Regions from separate parts of the Homo sapiens genome. Here region 1 is linked to region 2. The links are chromatin loops, found by intact Hi-C in ENCODE. Cell type or tissue: GM12878. All regions are shown on one strand. Each heading gives the region's core, and the rest is flanking DNA. Links, peaks and the distances in the headings are about the cores only.

Region 1 (10,319 bases), core at 1,397-9,396, 61 kb after region 2:
TTCAATGAATATCTAAAAATTGTAAATCGTCTGAGCTCTCAAATTACTAACTATAGTTTGTTGTTGTTGTTTTAACTCTTAACTCCTGAATTAACTGACTAAAGAGTTTTGTTTAAGTTACAATTATTCTGCTTTATCACTTTTTTAAAAATGTGAGTTTGTTCTGATACAATTGACATATTAAGGACCAATTAGACATAATGTGATTTGTGTGCTGATGTGAGATTTAGTCCACAAAATACAGAAACCGAACCATAAAAAAATGCACCCAACTGACCTACATAGTAATACACAAAATTCATGTGCACACAGCTCTCTCAAACATCAACCAGCTACCTTAGTATACCACATGTGTTATGAGCCACATCCTTCCACAGCTGGTGTTACAACTTTCCATCCTAATTCAAATAACCCTCCTTCCACCACTCACACCCTTTCCAATGCCCACTTCTACACACAACCTTTAGGTCTTTTTTAAAGTAATGTGCCATATTTGTTGTGGTATTTATATATTTCTTAACAAGTTAGCATGTGTAAAACTGTGTCACCATTTTTTTCTTGGGGTTCTAACTTTTTTTAGATAGGAGCATTTTTAAGGGTCAACATTTTTAGTGTTGTGCCCTATTCCCTTCTTCCCCATAGGCCTGGTGGTTTTTGTTACACGATTTTACATAGTACTTTGATTTTTAGGAGTGCGTATGTCACTTTATAGCAGAACTGACTATATTTTCCTTACTGAAATGTCCTTGTTTCATAATCGCTTGATACTATTTTCATAACACAATACTTTCTCTTACCTCTCTGGCTATATGAGATATATCAAAAGTCCTATTCTGATTGCTTCATTAATTTTGCTTTTTTAGGGATAAGACTATATTGGCTGAATTTGTTTTTTCTCTTTTATCATGGGGCTCATCTCAAAGTTTGGTTATTCTTAATTGTGCATTCATCTTTGTTGAGCTATCTTTGTGACTGCCTGCCACCTCTGTTTGTGCTGGGAGAGGCAGGGATGAGCAAGCCCTGTTGCACTATTACACCATTTTTCATTAGGTTGTGGGGTTTTTTTTCCAACTCACCTGGAGGTTTCAAAAATATCAAAGTAAGATTTCAGCCAAGGCACTCCATTACATGTAAATCTTTGTTTTGCTTTTCTATAGCTGCTATAACAAATTATCACAAATTTAGCAGCTTAAAATATAAATGTATTATCTCACAATTCTGTAGGTCAGAAATCTGGGTAAATTCAGCTGGTTTTCCTGCTTCAGGTATTACAAAGCTAAAGCCAAGGTGTCAGCCAGAGGGGCTTTTATCTGGAGGCTCTGGAAATAAATCTGTTTCAAGCTCATTCAGGTTGTTGGTCGAATTCAGTTCCTTGTGATTGTAGGACTGAGGTCTCCATTTCCTTGCTGGCTGTTGGCTGGAAGTCATGCTCCCAGTCATTCAAAAGACCACCAGGTTCCCTAGCTCACAGCCCCCTTCACCCATCTTCAAAGCCAATGTTGGTAGGTCATGTCTTTCTCATGTTTCGTATCTCTCTAACCTAATCTCCCTTCACCTCTTCTTCCTGCTGTATCTCTCTAACCTACTCTTCCTCCTTCCTCTTCTGCTTTTAAGGGCTCATGCACTGACATTTGGCCAGCCTGAATAATCCAGGATAATCTCACTATTGTAAAGTCAACTGATTAGTAACCTTAACTACATCAGCAAAGCCCCTTCGTACCAGTGCCTAGATTAGGGTTTGATTGAATAACAAGGGGACAGAAATCTTGAGGGCACATCTTTGAAATTCTGCCTACAAAAATCTTAGTATTTGTGTCCATTTTATTTATGTTATACATAAATTTCTTAGGAACTTATCAAATGGTTTCTTGAACTAGATATATGAGTTAGTTTCTATCCCGCTAAGATGGCAAACTTAGATATATTTAGCTAAGTGCTGGCTCTCTCCCCCAAAATTAACCCTGGAGAAATTATAGAAACATGTGCTACAGAAGGAAAAAAAAAATAAGAGAAAACACTGAACTTAGTCTTGAATCAATGTGTATGAGAGAGGTCTGAGGAGGCAGAGTGCATTGGAAGAGACAGTGGGAGGACAGGTTGGAGAACAGCTTTCCATGTTCCATTCTTGCCTCTCTCTCTAAATGCCTTGGGACCATCATGTCTAACCCTTCGCTACAGACATTGGTGAGGACAGCTTAGGCCATGGTGATGTTCATACTGTAGTGTCCAAACAGGAGGAAATCACCCTTCCAGTCCCTTTCTCTCCACACTCCTACTGTATTATGACATATCTTGATACAGACTAGAGCCACATATATTACCTGAAAGAGTAGTTGATAATTCCAAAGGAAGAAAAAAAAAAAACCCTCAGCCAAAGTAACTACTTCCCTAAGTATAACAATAAAAGAAAGACAACAGATGAAACAACATGTTTCATCTAAAGGTAGACCAAGAAATTTAAATAAGCATGATAAAAATGCTTAAGGATATCAGGGACTCAGAGCTACCTCATTGCACAACTCCTGAGGCACCAGTCACACTGCATTCCTGGAGAATGCTACCTTTGAGTTGTACAGTGTGCTAGCCCTGTAAGTGATGATATTACTAATATGATACAAAAATAAGAAGCAAGGAAAACAGAATCAACTAGAAATTTATGTATAAAAATAATATTTTAAGTAACAAAAACAATAGATGTGATAAATAGTTGGATGCTTACTACTGAAGAACAAATTAGTAAATTGGACGATCAGATGAAGACATTTTTAATAATTTGATAAAGCAACAGAGAAAAATAGAGCTTTAAACTACAAAGAAAGAACTAAAGATGCAGAAGTAGAAGCAATAGAATCTTAATAGGAGGGCCAGAAGGAAAAATATATATATATATATATGTATCTGTATATATATACATCTACATATATAATAAAATATGGGAATAAATATTTCAAAAAACAATGACTAGAGAAATCTGGTAGAACCACCTTAACCAAGTGATCAAAATTATCACCAACAACAGAGCAAGATAACACTACATGTATATTCCCAGCTCTAACTAAAAGATAAGGTAGTTGAGCTATATTTAGGAGACTGGACACTTTCTGATTAACTGCCTGGACTCTGGAGTCAGACTGACCAGGTTTGAATCCTGGACCTGCCACATACAAATTGTGTGTGATTTCCTATAAGCTGTTTTGCCATTTGCATCATGGCCTTTGGGGTTGTTTCTAATGTTCCAAAAAACAGAGGGAACAAAAGTTAATTTGTATCATTCATATCATATTTTACATGTCATTACAAAGAAAGAAGCCATTCAAACATTCGGGCTGCGAAGTGTGAAGGACCCACGATCCATTTCACAGATTTCCAGGACAGTAGAGCTAACAGAACCACAAGGGCTTCCTACTTTCTTCCACATATAAGGGCTTGGAAGTCACCACCACCATTCTCAAAACAAGATAAAAGCTGAACAAAATGAAAACCAACAACCCCTCTTACATTCATCAGAGAACAGACGTCACGGGGCAAGCTGCTGGTCCAGAAGCTAGAAAAAGAAGAGGATACCAATAATCACAGCTTAGCAGGAACAGAAGTCCAGAAGCAGGAGCCCTAGGCTGGAGCCAGTGCTGGTAGGAGCACTTGAACTGCAGTTGATAAACTTCTGGAGACTCAGCATGAACTTGCAGGAGAGTTAAAACTCTGGAGACTCAGTCTTGGGGTGGGGAGGACATTTTCATGAGTTTCACTTCCAGGAGTTTCTCTAGTGAAGATCAGGGAAAAGTCCCTCACACTTCAGTCAGGTGAGGGGAAAAAGTAACTATTTGAAATACAGTTGACCTTGAACAACACAGGTTTGAACTGCAAGGGTCCACTTATATACAGATTTTCTTCCTCCTTTACCACCCCTGAGACAGTAAGACCATCCCTTCTCTATTATCCCGTTCTCATACTGTTATAAAGAACTACCTGAGACTGGGTAATTTATGAAGAAGAGAGGTTTAATTGACTCACAGTTGCGCAGGCTGTACAGAAGCATGGCTGGAAGGCCTTAGGAAACTTAGTCATGGCGGAAGGTGAAGGGGAAGCAAGCACATCTCCCAAGAGTGAGGGGAGAAGTGACACACTTTAAAAACCACCAGATCTCAGGAGAAGTCACTCACTATCCTGAGAACAGCAAGGGGGAAATCTGCCCCCATGATCCAGTCACTTCCCACCAGGCCCCTCCTCCAACATCTGAGGATTACAGTTTGAGATGAGATTTGGGTGGGGACACAAACCATATCACCATTCTGTTCCCCCTCCTCGGTCTGCTAAACATGAAGACTTAGAGGATGAAGACTTTTATGATGATCCACTCCCAGTTTTCTTTCTATTATTATTATTTTTTTTTTGAGACAGGGTCTTTCTCTATTGCCCAGGCTGGAGTACAGTGGCACTGATCACAGCTCACTGCAGCCTTGACCTCCCAGCCTCAATCAATCCTCCTGCCTCAGCCTCCTGAGTAGCTGAGACTACAGGCACACACCATCACATACAGCTAATTTTTGTATTTTTTGCAGAGATAGGGTTTCACCATGTTGCCCAAGCTGGTCTTGAACTCCTGGGATCTAGCAATCTACCTGCCTTGGCCCCCCAAAGTGCTGGGATCACAGGTGTCAGCCACTGTACCCAGCAGTGATTTTCTTAATATTTTATCATCTCTATCTTACTTTATTGTAAGAATATAGCATATAATACATATAATGTACAAAATATTTGTTAATCAACTGTTTATGTTATCCTTCAGGCTTCCAGTCAACAGTAAGCTATTAGTAGTTAAGTTGTGGAGGAGTCAAAACTTATGCTTGAATTTTTGACTGTGCAGGGGGAAGGGGGGTGTCAGTGCCCCTAAGCAAGAATCAACTGTATGCCCAAGAGATTCTGTTCTCCTTAACAAAACCCTGCCCTCAAGGAAAACTACCTTACCAGAGCCCAGCCCCTTTGGGTTTTACCAGAGTCTAATCAACCTGAGGGAAGGGAAATACCCAACTCCAGCCCCATCTCACCTTCCTGTCTTGCCTGAAGGGGAGAGGGAGGGCAAAGGGGTGCTGAGAAGACAACCCGGGGGCACAGGCTCACTAAAAGGCCAAGGCCTAATCCTAAAGGGATAGAACACCTCCCCTCCCCGACACCTTCCCATCACATCAGCAGGAGATTACAGCTGAAAGAATTACAAGCCTCAGACCCTATTTAGGAAAAAGTCCCAGAGGAAACCCAAAGACAATAGGAGAGACAAAAATAAGAGTATCAGAGATTATTTTAACCTCTGACATGTCCAACTAGAAGCAAACAGCAAACAGCCACTTTCTAGCCAGAGTTTCATAAAACTGAAAGTCCCAGTTCCTACCTCAGTTCCTTGTACCTGATACATCATAACTGGGTATCATCAAAAAAATTACGAGGCATGTTAAAAAGCAAAAAACACAGTCAGAAAAGACAAATCAGTCTCCCCAAGCATTCGGGGAGCAGAGTTTTTAAGGACAACTTGGTGGGTGGGAGGAAGCCAGTGAGCCAGGAGTGCTGATTGGCCAGGGATGAAATCACAGGGAGTCGAAGCTCTCTTCTTGTGCTGAGTCAGTTTCCAGGTGGGGCCACAAGATCAGATGAGTCAGTTTACCAATCTTGGTGGTGCCAGCTGATCCATCAAGTGCCGGGTCTGCAGAATATCTCAAGCACTGATCTTAGGAGCAGCTTAGGGAGGGTCAGAATCTTGTAGTCTCCAGCTGCATGACTCCTAAACCATAATTTCTAATCTTGTGGCTAATGTTAGTTCTACAAAGGCAATCTAGTCCCCAGGCAAGAAGGAGATCTGCTTTGGGAAAGGGCTGTTATCATCTTTGTCTTAAACTACAAACTAAGTTTCTCCTAAAGTTAGTTCAGCCTTTGCCCAGGAACAAACAAGGACAGCTTGGAGGTTAGAAGCAAGAGGAAGTCGATTAAGTTAGATCTCTTTCACTGTCTGAGTCATAATTTTGCAAAGGCAGTTTCAGTTTTGGAGCTATTTATGAAATGCTGATGGTTGCCAACAATGGAACAATATTCTCTTCCTATGGACTTCATGATCTAAATTGTTAAGCTTTCTCAGAGGTGGATAACAGTACGGGAGAGGCCATAATGGCATTCAATTATATTTTTTAGAAAAAAATTAGCAGTCCAAAATTAACAGAAACAAATTTTGCTTTACCAATAATAAACAACATTTCCTTTACAGAAAACATTAAAGAAATACAAATGTCAAAATATGTTCAGGTACCTTCTAACAAATTTTCAACCGTTATTAATCACAGATTAATCATAGATTGTTATCACTCTGGTTTCCCCTGCAGTTTTAAAATAAACCTTTAACTCTTCCTCCTAATTACTGGTGCTTCATGGTTTGAAAACCTGAGCCTTGAAAATGTTCCTAGAAAGCTTTTTGAGATATAATTTTTAATTACATATTTTTTATCATAAATAGAATGGTTTTGTATACATCTAGAATGTATGTGAAGACATTAAGAAGACTTAAATCATCTGTTGTTATTGACTTTTGACAATCAGACATTCCTATTCAGTTAGGTGAGCTTAGTTCTTGACTACAACCTGGTCAGCTGCATTTTTCTGCAAGAAAGAGAAACTGGATTTCACTCCACAACGCTGTCTTTCTCCTGCAGCCTGGATTATGCTGGAAAAGTCACAATAGAGTCACGATGCATAACCATAGGCCTCATGCCTCCCTTTCTTATAAGAAGGCACCAAAGTTAACTTTTCAAAAGGTTAAAAATGTAATTTATGTATAAGGTAGAGAATGAATGCATGTCAAAAAATTTTTTTTCTACCCATTAATAAGAGAACTAGCAAGATGGCAAAACTGGCTCAAGGAACATTTGAGGAAATGGATATTTATAGGTATTTGAGAAAAGAATGTTAGTGACTACTATTTTTTTTTTTTTTTTTTTAGACAGAGCTCGCTTGCCACCCAGGTTAGAGTGCAGTGGCATGATCTCAGCTCAGTGCAACCTCCACCTTCCAGGTTCAAGTAATTCTCCTGCCTCAGCCTCCGAAGTAGTGGGGATTACAGGCATGTACCACCACATCCAGCTAATTTTTTGTATTTTTAGTAAAGACAGGGTTTCACCATGTTGGCCAGGCTGGTCTCAAACTCTTGACCTTAGGTGTTCCGCCCATCTTGACCTCCCAAAGTGCTGGGATTACAGGTGTAAGCCACTGCACCCAGGCAGTGACTACTATTTATAATGCAGTAACTTGGATGGGATCTTGGAACAGAGAAAGGACATTAGGAAATCTGAATAAAGTATGGGCTTTAGTTAATAATAATATATCAATGTTCGTCAGTTGTGACAAATGCACCATATTAACATAAGCTTAATAATAGGAAAAAGTGGGGATGAGGCAAGTAGCAACCCTCTGTACCATAAGAGTTAAAGAAAAAGGAAAGAAACATGAAACGTGCTTAACAGTCAAAGATAGGTTTATTTTTGTGGAAAAAAACCTGAGAGGGGCTTCTGGCCAATTTCAGTCAGGAGCACCCTCTCTTACAGACTAAGAGTATATATTGGTTTTAGGGTGAGGGGGTTTATCACAAGCTTGGAATATGTTCGTGTAGGGGAGAAGTTTATGGCAGGGTTGGAATGCCTCTGGGTGGAGGGGAGGTTATCTTTGGGGCTGACATCTTTCTGGCCAGTGGGAAGGTTGTCTCAGGGCTGGCACATCTCTGGTCAGGGAGGGATTTGGAATGTTTCTGGTCAGAGATGTCATTTGTGGTTTACAGTCATAGGCTGATCCCCTTTGGATTTAGGCAGTTTTTGATCAACGTGAACTTAAAATGACAGTGCTTGTCCAAGATGGCAATACTCCTGCTCTGTCATGTATTATCTTCACAAATTTTGTAAATCTAAAACTGTTTTAGATTTACAAAAAAAAAAAAAAAAAACTGCTTTAAAGTTTTAAAGATTTTATTTTTAAAAAAATGAAAAAAATGTTAGCATAAGAGCCCTAGGTTATACAAAACAAGTTAATATCCTGCAACGCACTAAAGCAGTAATTATAACCTTTTAGGTTATCTTTTCTACCAGACAGAATTGATTTGCATCACTGCCAGACAAATACCTCACGATAACATGTAACTTCACAGACCTCGGCCCTTTAATCATTAATAGATCGCGGGACAAACAAGAACATTGCCCTAAATATTTAAATAATCTTCAGATAGACCTATTCAACAATGCTCCAAAATGACATTGGAAGGACACGCCTTCCTCCTTGAGCCTTATTTCTAAGTTTTGAATATAAAATGAGCTTAAAAAAAATCTTCCAATAGTTTGCCTTCTGAATATATTTAGACATTCTAAAATAGCAGACAATTCAACTTTAACCTAACTTTTTCTACATAGTGAGATATTGCTGAAGCCTGGGGAGCAGGATTTTCAATAGGGGTGCCAGGTTTAGCAAATAAAAACAAAAGACGCTCTGGTAAATTCGGATTTCAGATAAAGAACAAATAATATAATGTAAATGTAATAAACAATAATTTTTAGTGTAAGTGGATCCCAAATATCACATGGCTTCATATTATTATTTCTTTGGGCTCGTCCAGTACTAATACTCTATGAAACATTTCCTTAGCAACAAATCACAAAGATAGCAGACACATTTTTTTCTACATGCACTTTGAATCCATTCATATTTTCAGCTTCTTATGTTCTCTACAAACACAAAACTATGTTTGAATACTGTACTCCATTTGCTTTGCTACATAAGCAATTTAAAATGTCACAGAGGATCTCAGCGTTGGATGATACAGGAAGACAATGAGATAGCTTTGTAGCCTTACAACACCTGGGGTTTGGCTCTTAGTGAGACAAAGGTAATCCCAATTATTCACCGTGTTCCTGATCTTCCCAAGGCAAGGACTTGAAAAACGCCCTATTATTTAGACTGACCTAATTCAAAGTTCTTTGCAGCTTACCTCGTGCTAATCACTGGCAAGTGGTCTCCAGCTGCTCTTTGGTTTTGGTTGTTTCACGTCCTTGATCCTACATGGTAGTGGGAAGATTTCCTGATCATTTTTAATAAATTAAATTTTACTTCAGTTTTTTTTCAGGCATAACTGAGAACCTATAACCATAACTGCATTTTACCCTTTCTGTGTTTAATAAGAGTGACAAAAACCATGATAGACATTTTTTCTACACTGAAAATAGAAGTTAAATGTGTATACTGTTCTCCAAAATAAAAGCATATCTCAGAAATTCACCTCATTCAGACCAATGGATTTGTGAACTCTTTTCTCACCTCTAGAACCTTCTTAAGTTGAGCCAATGAGAAAACAAGTTCAGTAGTCAGTGATGGATCCATCTCAGAGGAGCAGAAATCCACAGGCCTATTCTCCCCAGTGACTGACCACAGCTACATCAGCAGATCTGAACCACCGTCCCATTCTCCTCCTCTCCCGGGGCCATGCGCCTCAGACACTGGGAAAATGCAAAGTGTAGAGACCGTGATTTCAACTTTGAGTAGAGTAAAATAGTGCCCCTTCTAGAACTCAAGGTTCTTATTCCATTCCCATCTCAGGTGGTGGATCCTAATAAACCCAACTATCAGCATTTGTCTTTTTTCAGACTCTAAGTGAATTACTAAAGGATGTACTCAGGCAGAGAGAAAGTGACTCAAGACAGCTGGTCTGAAGAGTATGAAGGCATAAAGAACAAAGAAACAGATCATCTGTAGCTGATTGTCCATGAACATTGATTAAGTAATACTATGTAAATTGGTAATAATAATGTCTAATGAAATTCCCAAGGCTGGGTGTGGTTGCTCATGCCTCTAATCTCAGCACTTTGGGAGGCCAAGGTGAGCGGATCACTTGAGGTCAGAAGTTCGAGACCAAGCTGGCCAACATGGCAAAACCCCACCTCTACTAAAAATACAAAAATTAGCTGGGCACCCAACTCGTGGCAACCATGAGTTCTAACAAATTGTCAAGAAAGAATATTTGTGGTATTACACAAACTCTTCTAGAGATTTATAAATGAGGAAGGGGACACAATCCCCAACTCTAAATAATTTTTTATGACACTAGCATAACCTCAACATAAAACTCAGTGAAGATAGTGCAAGAAAGGAAAGTTTGATGCCAATTTCATTCTTGAACATAGATACAAAAATCCTGAAAAACAAAATTAGACTGAATTCATTAATATATTAAAAATATGTAAATATGGCCAGGCACGGTGGCTCATGACTGTAGTCCCAGCTACTCGGGAGGCTGAGGTGGGAAG
Region 2 (10,319 bases), core at 1,278-9,277:
GTACAGTGTATTCATATACACAGCATGTATCCATGCAGGAGAAAGGTAGTGACCAATAACTGGAAGGGATGATTAGAACTTAAGGTTCTATAGCATCTTAACAAAGAACAGTAAATTTGTAGAGAAATGACAACACTAAGGGGTTTAGGCTTTTAGGGACCGCACACTATGGGAAGGTAAATGTACAGAGGAAGCTAACAGAAGATGCAGGTTATTTTAGGAATGTTTGTTGTATAGATTCCTTCGCGCTGTCTTGAAGCAAATAAGTCTAAGCCTACTTTTACCAGGCAGGGGGAGGCAGAGAATGCTTTTTTTGGCATCTGCTCTTCCACAATTGTCTTCAGCTCAAAACAATCCTTAGGCCAGAGTGGTATATTTTGGGGTGACATATTCTGATCCCCTACACCAGGGGTTCCCAATCCCCAGGACCATGGTCTGTTAGAAACTGGGCTGCATAGCAGGAGGTGAATGGGGTACAAGAGAGCATTACCACCTGAGCTCCGCCTCCTCTCAGATCAGCGACAGCATTAGGTTCTCATAGGAGTACAAACCCTATTGTGAACTGTGCATTCGAGGGAACTGTGCATGCTCCTTATGAGAATCTAACTAATGCCTGATGATCTGAGGTGGAGCAATTTCATGCCAAAACCAACCCCCACTCCCTTGTCTGTGAGAAAACTGTCTTCCATGAAACTGGTCCCTGGTGCCAGCCAAAAAGATGGGGGACCGCTGCCCTACAGTATGATGAAAGAATTTGTTCCAAGCCCTATGCCCTTCAGGTGACATCCCAAGCTTAATAAAAATAGCACATAAGCTTGAACTAAACTTCCTACCTTGGTCAAGGAGTTGGGAGGGTAGGAAGAGAGTGTGTGATGATCTCTCTGGTTAATTTTCCTTTTCTGTAAAATGTGAACAATAGTGTCTATTTTTCCAGGACTCTCTGAAAATCAGAGATAACATATATTGAGGACTTAGTAGATTAGTTTGCTTATGTTGGGGACAATCATAACTATTTTATTACTTAATTACTTCAGTTTGCCCTTCTTAAAATACAGCAGCCAGGTGTTACCTGAGTGGTACCAAATACAGAATCTGGACTCTCCACTCTGATTAATGCTGACTGTGACTGGTGCGGCCTTCTCCAGCTGCTAACTCAGGGTGGACCTGAGATAAGCTAAAATACCCGATTTTTTTTTCTCTTTCCTTTATTAAGTAAAATTTAAGTGCTAAACTATTTATTTCTACTGAAATTCACTTTATTGGTTTCAGTTCAGCATGATAGCCTATTGAAATCATTTGGATTAAGACTTTCTTCTATATATTAGGTCTGTCTTCCCACTTTTGTCTCATAAGCCCACACTTGACAGTCATTTCTTCTGCATCTATATCGAAATCATTAATAGGAATATTAGGACCAAAGGCAAGGCTATCTGCCTCTCTACTAATGACATTACTGCCTGGTAGAAGACAGTTCCCCTTTCAGAGTTACAATTTTTTATCCTCACATTTCAAAATGTAGAAAAAATTATGTGATTATTATTATTATTATTATTTTGAGACGGAGTCTCGCTCTGTCGCACAGGCTGGAGTGCAGTGGTGCAATCTTGGCTTACTGCAACCTCCACCTACTGGGTTCAAGCGACTCTCCCGCCTCAGCTTCCTGAGTAGCTGGGATAACAGGCACCCACCACCATACTCAACTAAGTTTTCTATTTTTAGTAGAGACGGGGTTTCACCACATTGGCTAGGCTGGTCTTGAACTCCTGACCTCAGGTGATCCACCCGCCTCAGCCTCCCAAAGTGCTGGGATTACAGGCATGAGCCACAGTGCCTGGCCAAAAATTACATGATTATTATATAGAAAAAGTAAATTTTAAAAACCTCTCATTTCATTGATAAATAGCTGTAACATTTTCCAGTTTTGAAAAGGTATGGATCAACACCCCTGAGCATGAAAACATCATGATACCCCTATATGGATTTAAAATAAAAATAAGACTAAGCCACAAAAAAATATTGTTTTGCAAAATGACACACAGCACACAGGAATGCCAAAATTGTTTTAAAGGCTTTCCCCTAGAAGTTTCTCATCTGGGTTGTGAATGGGTTTTTTGATGGTGGTAATGGTGGTTTTCGTTATTGTTATTTTTACTGCTGCTGTATTGGTGCCCCAAGCAAGTGACTAGCCAGCATTCTGTTATCCAACAGCATTCCTGAACCAGCTATAAAAATCATCAGACCAGTGAAAATGGCTCTTATTTGAAAATTCATAAAAATACAGAGTTAGAAGGAACATTAGATATAATCTAATCCAAACTCCTGTCATGAAAAAGAAATACCCGATGCTTTAAAATTCACAGGGAAAATTGTTCACATCCATCATCTAATTCTCAGCTCCACACTGTCAGGCAGCCCATCCCACATCAGTCCGCCTTCTCCCCGGATTTCTGGCCATTTGTCCACAACTCTACACAGCTGAGAGCAGCAGTGGACACAGACTCCACTCCCTGCCCAGAAGTGAATGCTGATTACTCAAATCCCTTCTCCTCCAGGAAAACTCTGCTGAAAAAGATTCCTTATACCACTCGGATACCTCTTAGGGTACCTCTTAGGATACCTGGATCCTAAGAAAGATGCAATGAAAGACAACTGTGGAGACTGTCATGGTTGGATGTGAGGTCACTGCTATATGAAATCTCGCCTACAGGACAGACTACGTTTCTTTGTTAACCAGTTTGAGTCAGTTTTTCTGTTTCATGAAGCCAAAATAATCCTACCCAATATAGGAGGGCATTTGAGTTCCATTAAACACATGAGGAGCTGAGGCTCAAAGATAAGTTACTTCCCAAACTAGCACAGGAGCAGAGCCAGCACTAAAAGCCCCCGACAAATATTTTAACTCATTCTACTACACCCCAGAGCATGGGGGCTGATGCTTGAGCCACCCCCTACAATGCCTCCTCCATGTGTTCAACTCACGTTTTATTTCTTGAAACCCAGAGGGCACCTGGTTCTCACCTGCCTCCAGGCGAGCCACTGGGGACGACATTCAAAGAGATCTTGTTCTTGTTCACAACAGAATCATTCCTTCGTGGACTTGCCTGGTCTGCTACTTGGAGCAACCTCAAGGCTGCAACTCAACAAGCATCGTTAAATACACAGGTAGATAATTAGCAAGTTTGTTGCCAGCTGCTACCTGGAGTTTGGACACAGAAAAGATTTGAAGGCAGCCGAGATTGCCTTCAGCACCAACTTTAGAGTCCTGGCTTGAAAGCTGGAACCTTTGCGTCCTCCTAGAGCTGGGGATATTCGAGTGTAAAGAGATCTCAGAGGGGATCTTGTCCAACGGCATCATTTCACAGGTGACATGAGTGAGCCCTGATGCCAGGCAGCAGGTTAGTTGCGGAGCTGGGGCTACAACTCAGTTCCCCCGCCCGGCTCCCAGCAAAGCATTTCCCGGAGCAATCTGCAATGTGGATGGTAACACCTGAAACTTTTTAATGACCTATAATTCTTAAACGCAAATGCACTTTGTTTACACTGACACGGCTCAGATAAGTGGAGGAACACCAGGGTTCTTGGTCCTTGCACCGGTTTAGATAAAACGACACAGACACACGTGGAGTGGTTTTAAGGAATGGAGAGTTTAACAGGCAAGACAGAAGAGAGAAGAAAGAAGCAGCTCCCCCTACACAGACAGAGGGAGGGGGCTCCAAAGCCAAGATAGGAAACACTATCTTGAGTGCCGCGGATACCAACCAGTTCTGTGAGGAGGCTGGAGGCGGTGTCTGATTTGCACAGGACTCAGAGGATTGGTTTGACCAGGCATGTCATTCACGTGGCCGCAAAAAAACCGGCCTTCTCACCCTAATCTTTTAATATGCAAATGCAGGGTGCCATGATGTTCTACACACGTGGGGATATGTGGGGGCGGCCATGCTGCCAGACACATATGGAGGGGCAGGGAAAGAGGACAAGGGGGGAATCCCCATGTTAGGATGGACCCAGTTTCTAATGGCTTGCATTTGCATATCAAAGGTTGCTAGCCAGGCTCTAAGAGCCGGGGCTTTCCTGCTAGACAAGAAACTTTTCTGGAGCTACTTTAAAAGAGACAGACGCGGTGGCTCATGCCTGTAATTCCAGCACTTTGGGAGGCCGAGGCAGGCGGATCATGAGATCAGGAGATCGAGACCATCCTGGCTAACACAGTGAAACCCCATGTTTACTGGCAGGGGCCTGTAATTCCAGCTACTCGGGAGGCTGAGGCAGGAGAATCGCTTGAACCCAGGAGGCGGAGGAGGTTGCAGTGAGCTGAGATTGCATTCTAGCCCAGGGGACAGTGCTAGACTCCGTCTCAAAAAAAAAAAAAAAAAAAAAAAAAGACAGAAATTTTCCAAGGACCCCTTTTCCTCTCTAACCGCCTAAAATAATTTCTTAATAACTCCTATAACAATACCATGAGGTTCCTGGTTTTGGTCTGAACTGTGCTCACCCAGGATTCATGCTTGTTTTGAGGACCCATAGGATGGGAGCTAGAGGGCCTTATTACATAAGGAACCCAGGTGGCCTCAGGGAGTGAGCCATCCTGAAAGGGGACAGGCCAGTTGCACGTGCTTGACCCAACCACATCAGGGGCTCACATTCTAATGCCAAGTGTGTGTGAAGTGCTTGCATTTTTTATCTCTATCTTTACAATTAACCTAGGAGACAGCAACTATTATTACCCTGTTTTATTCTTAAGGAAACCGTGACCTTCAGAAGTTGCAGAACTTCCCCCAAAGTCACACAACTGGTAAGTTACAGAGCCAGGTCTCCGCAGGCTCCAGCAGAGCCTGGTCTGTCAGTGACAACTGCCCATGCAGTTACCCGCTATGCTACATTGCCCCCAAAGAAGTAACAGCTGACATATGCCTGTTTCTAATTTGTGCAAAGAACAGTTTTAAGGACCCTCTACAAAGTAATTTGTTTAACCCTAGTAACCTCCTGTATCAATTTCCTAGCACTGTCGTAACAAATTAGCACAAACTGGGTGGCTTAAAACAACAGAAATTTGTTCTCTCAGAGTTCAGGAGGCCAGAGGTCTGAAATCAAGGTGTTGGCAGAGCCATGCTCCTTTCAAAGCTTCTTGGGGAAGATCCTCCTTGCCTTTTCCAGGTTCTGGTAGCTCATTAGCAAGACAGTAGAAACATAAAGTAGCACCACTTAGGCCCAATATGACAGAATGTGACACAGAAATGTTGGTCAGAGTTCAACATATCTACCTTGGAGGCTGTAACCCATCACAGGCTCTGGCTATATCAGATGCTACGACGTACTCCCAGTATTCTGACTCCCAATATTCTAGATGCCAGGAGCACCTTCAGTGGAGCAATAGACCTGCCTACGTGAGCCAGCGGACAGCACCCAGGCCCAGCACCTCCACGGGGCCCTTCAAGAGCCGAGGCCTCATAGTTGACGTCACTATAGAACATAGAATTAGCATCAGAGACAATAGACAGAGAAAACAGTAGGCACTATATGGGGACAGAATCCTAAGAGGAAACCTATACTGGCATTTGAGGTGTGTCAGGCTTTGTGCTAAAATGAACACTTTGCTTCTGTTGTCTCACTTTATCCTCACAAGACTTCCGTGACAAATGAGGAAACTGAGGCACGGAGATTTTAATAACCTGCCCAAGGCCAAGTCCAGGTGGTCTAGCTCTGGAACCCACTGTATCACACGAAGACCTGTGACCACCAGCACATGAAGACAACCTTCCTCTCTGTTCCATTTAATCTCACTCTTCCATTTAATCTCTCTGTTCCATTTAATCTCACACATTATGTAAATATTTTCAGAAAAGCATGGGCAATTTCATCAGTAGAGGCTCAATAACACCTGGAAATTTATTCTTCAATTGTTAATTCTACAACCTAGTTTCCTGTGCATGTAGAATTCCTGTTCAAAACTGTATTTTTTAATATCAAAGGTTTACTTCTTTGTACAACTCCGATTGACAATATTGTTTCTAAATAAAGAGAAACATTCTGAAATTCCGCTACCAAACATTGAATTACAAGGAAAAAGTAATGTCAGCATTAAGCCACTAGATGGCACATTCTCACAGTTTGAGGCACAGACAAAATATTGAACAAATAAATTACCATCAACAGAACATTTTTAAAAATAGGTTCAAAATCAAATACTAGCATCAAATGTAATCAAGAAATTGTTTGTGATAGTAACTGATTGCTTAGGGAATAAAAAGGATAAAAATATAACCCCCATCTACTCCCAACCCTTACACCCTAACAATCAATAAAAATTAGTAAGACTGGGAGGATTTATAGAGAAAAGGAAATAGGTTATCTCTGTGCTTCCAGCTGAGCCTTAACTATCAATCTCTTTGGATAGGAGAGAGGGAGCCTTCTGATATTTCTACAGTTGCAACTGACAGGCTCTGTCATAGAAATTGACCACCTGGGAACCTACAGCACCCGGCTCATCCTCGGGTCAGGTTTTTGCCATGAGGCGGCAGCCGGCAGGCATTGGTTTATGGTGGTAGAAGGGGCATGTGCATGGAAACCTGGGTTTGGGCAAGTCACCTGGGTTTGGCCAGGTCACTTCACCTTTCTGAGCCGCAGGGTCCTCGCCTATATTTATAACCTATTTGATGAAATGTATATATGGTAACTACGTGAGGTGATAAATATGCTAATTTGATTGTAATCATTTTACAATATCTATCAAATCATCACATTGTACACTTTAGAATATATAAAATTGTTATTCGTCAATTATACGTCAGTGAAGCTGAAATATATGTAAGTATAAAATATATATAATATGCATATATCATTCACTTGGCAGAGTTACAGTAATGGTTGGGAATAATGACTTTAAAGCACCTCCCACATTCAACAGTTGTCAGATCATTCTTTATAGCTGTTACATCTGTGTCACTTTGGGAAAGTCACTTCACCTCTCAGAGTCTCAGACTCTTCGTCTGTGAAATAGAGACAGTTCTCACCACTCTCGGTCTTCAAGCCATGACTCCTACATTTTATCTTTCTTCCTTCCCTGATTTGTTTTTCTCAATAGCTCTTAATGCCACCAGACATAATTTTGATTCATTTGTTTGTTTATTGAACATTTCAGCATACAAAAATGCAAGTGCCATGAGGGAGGGCTTACCCTCCATCTGGTTCACTGCTGTGGCCCAGCATCCAGGACAGGGCCAGCATACAGCAGGCACGTATAAATATCTGTGCCAGGAATGAATGAATAGCACTACCTCAGACAGTTGCTGCAGACTTAGATAAGCATACTTTAAAAGAGTTTAGCACAACATCTGGCCCACAGTAGACATTCAGTGAGCCGTAGTAGTTAGTATGATTACCTGTGTGTCTTTTTTTTTTTTTTTTTTGAGACGGAGTCTCGCTCTGTTGCCCAGGCTGGAGTGCAGTGGTACAATCTCGGCTCACTGCAACCTCTGCCTCCTGGGTTCAAGCGATTGTCCTGCCTCAGCTTCCTGAATAGCTGGGATTACAGGTGCCCGTCACCACACCTGGCTACTTTTTGTATTTTTAGAATGTTGGCCAGGCTGGTCTTGAACTCCTGACCTCCGGTGATCCACTCACCTCAGCCTCCCGAAGTGCTGGGATTACAGGCGTGAGCCACTGTGCCCAGCTATGATTGCTTATATGTCTTTGTGCATGCAAGTGTAGAATCTCTCAAAACCCCAGTTACTGTATTTCCAAGTGGAACACAGGTTTGCTATCCAGATCAATTGAGAAGACATGTGCAACTCTTAGCTCAATACCTGGCACACGTCCGTCTATCAAGGCTCTGGTAACAGAATCAAGGCTGTGGAAGTTGGCAGCACTCACTTTTCCTACGTGAGGAGCTCACAGAATACACTGTCTTCGTTTCCCAGGTCTGCAGAAACAAATTACCACAAATGTGCTGACTTGAATCCACAGAAATTCATTCTCTCACAATTCTGGAGATCAGAAGTCTGCAATCAGGATGTTGGCAGGGCCACAGCCCCTTCAAAGCTACTAGGGGAGGCTGCACTTCCTTGCCTCTTCTGGCTTCTGGTGGCTCCAGGCATTCCTGGACCTGGGCAGCATCACTCTAATCTCTGCCTCCATCTTCACATGACCTTCTGTGTCTCTTCTCGTTGTGTCTCCTATGATAATTGTCATTGGATTGAAGACCCACCCTTATAATCCAGGATGATCTCATCTCGAGAACCTTAATTGAATTGCATTTGCAAAAACTGTATCCAAATAAGGTCACATTCTCTGTCTCAGAGACAGAGACACAGACTGGGACTCTAACTTCTGCCTTCACCAAGGTCTCTGACCTACAAATAGGCTGCATTCCAAAGGACTGTTTGTCACTCAAAATGTGTTTTCCCAAAGAAACAATGCCATAAATGGAGGCTAAGTTCTCAGGCACATCAATCTACAATAGTTTGTATGACCGTCATACAGATAAAATTGCATACAAGTGAATTTCTAAATCATAGTGAATATCGGCCTGGCGCGGTGGCTCACGCCTGTAACCCCAGCACTTTGGGAGGCCGAGGCAGGCGGATCACCTGAGGTCGGGAGTTCGAGACCAGCCTGACCAACATGGAGAAACCCCATCTCTACTAAAAATACAAAAAATTAGCCGGATGTGGTGACGCACGCCTGTAATCCCAGCTACTTGGGAGGCTGAGGCAGGAGAATCGCTTGAACCTGGGAGGCGGAGATTGTGGTGAGCCGAGATCACGCCATTGCACTCCAGCCTGGCAACAAGAGTGAAACTCCATCTCAAAAAAAAAAACAAAACACAGTGAATATCATCACATCTAATAATTAATATTAAAAATCATAAAGTTAAATAGATCATTTTGTGTCTTAAATACTAGTCCACACTTACTTAGAGGGAGATAAGGAGGCAGATGAAATTTTTGATGGAGATGCTAAGGGGCTTCAAAGGATGAGGTCGTGATCTTTGTTTCATTTAATTTCCTATTTTAGGAGTTTCTTTTTTTTAGTGAGGCTTTATGACTAGTGGCACTCTTACACCTGCAAGCTGGTTATGAATCAAGTTGGCAGAAGGAAGAAACAAGGAGAGATTTTTCTGAAACAACCCATTAAATTCCCCTATGCAAAACATTAGCCTATAAAGATTCTTAAATTTTCTGCCTAGACAATGATATCAATTGCTCATAATGACAGTTCTGTTACTTCCTTTTTGACTCTTACATGTTTCATTTCATCTTTCTGTTTTACTGGGCTTGGTAGGCCCCTCGGTACAGTGATGATGTAAATACCCTTTTTTTTCTTTTTGAGACTGAGTTTCGCTCTGTCGCCCAGGCTGGAATGCAGTGGTGCGATCTCAGCTCACTGCAACCTCTGCCTTCTGAGTTCAAGCAATTCTCCTGCCTCAGCCTCCCAAGTAACTGGGCTTACAGGCACATGCCACCATGCCCGGCTAATTTGGAATTTTTAGTAGAGACGGGGTTTCACCATGTTGGCTGGTCTCAAACTCCTGACCTCAAGTGATCCGCCCACCCCAGCCTCCCAAAGTGCTGGGATTGCAGGCATGAGCCACCATGCCCAGCCGTGAATACCCTATCTTGATCCTGATTTTAAAGGAGATACTTTTAACGTTACGTCAGTAACTATGAAGTTTGCTGTCTTTTTGTTTGTTTTTGTCAATGCCTTTCATCATAATAAAGAATTTCTCCTAAAATCCAGGAAGGCTAAGAGTTTTACTCTAGTTTTTGTTTTTTAATCATGAGTAGATATTGAACTTTTTTAACTTTTGAAATAACTATAGGCTCCGATTCCATATAGCCTTCACTGGGTTTCCCTCAATGGTATCATCTGCATCACTATAGTACAAAAGCACAACCAGGAAACTGATATGAATACAACCCATGGATCTTATTCAGATTTCACCAGTTTTACTAACACTCTTCTCTGTGTGTATATTTAATTCTCTGCGATTTTATCACCTGCGTAGATTCATGTAACCACTACCACAGTCAAGACATATTTCAGTCGGGAGGATCCCAGGTGCTTTTGTAGCCATAGCCACCTCCCTCCGCCCCCGCCCCAACCTCTGGTAATCATTAATTTCTTCTGAATCTCTATAACGTTTTCATTTCAAGAATGTTATCTAAATGGAATCATAGAGTATGTACCTTTGGGGATGGCTTTTTATTTTTTCATTCAGAATAATTCCCTTGTGATCTATCCTGGTTGCTGCATGTGTCAATAGTTTGTTTCTTTTTATTGCTGAGTAGTATTCCATGCTATGGATGTATTAATCCCATAGT

Evidence for each region. Hi-C counts contacts between places; a loop is a spot of excess contacts. Peaks named below come from ENCODE experiments on the same cell type or tissue, not always from the same donor. Only the 100,000 strongest peaks of a DNase experiment are listed, where the experiment ranks them.
Region 1: a loop joins it to region 2, with 2.4 times the contacts of the local background. A loop is called at or near these places in 13 of 110 quality-filtered maps.

Annotation. Positions count from the first base shown.
Region 1 is chr7:148,558,767-148,569,085 of GRCh38, forward strand. It overlaps LOC124901766 (a long non-coding RNA gene), which reads right to left. Exons shown (of 3, transcript XR_007060577.1): 2 at 9,334-9,512. Among named protein-coding and RNA genes, the nearest start is that of C7orf33, 27 kb to the right of the region's middle. RefSeq lists enhancers at 5,628-5,767, 8,553-9,361. In GM12878, for the core only: no CTCF peak of the experiment used is centred there; a DNase peak (open chromatin) is centred at 6,005; H3K4me3 peaks cover 1,013 bases; H3K27ac peaks cover 581 bases.
Region 2 is chr7:148,498,000-148,508,318 of GRCh38, forward strand. No RefSeq gene overlaps it. Among named protein-coding and RNA genes, the nearest start is that of C7orf33, 88 kb to the right of the region's middle. RefSeq lists enhancers at 3,716-4,418, 3,838-4,132 and a silencer at 4,298-4,347. In GM12878, for the core only: a CTCF peak has its summit at 6,088 (motif pointing right); DNase peaks (open chromatin) are centred at 3,912 and 9,182; H3K27ac peaks cover 1,800 bases.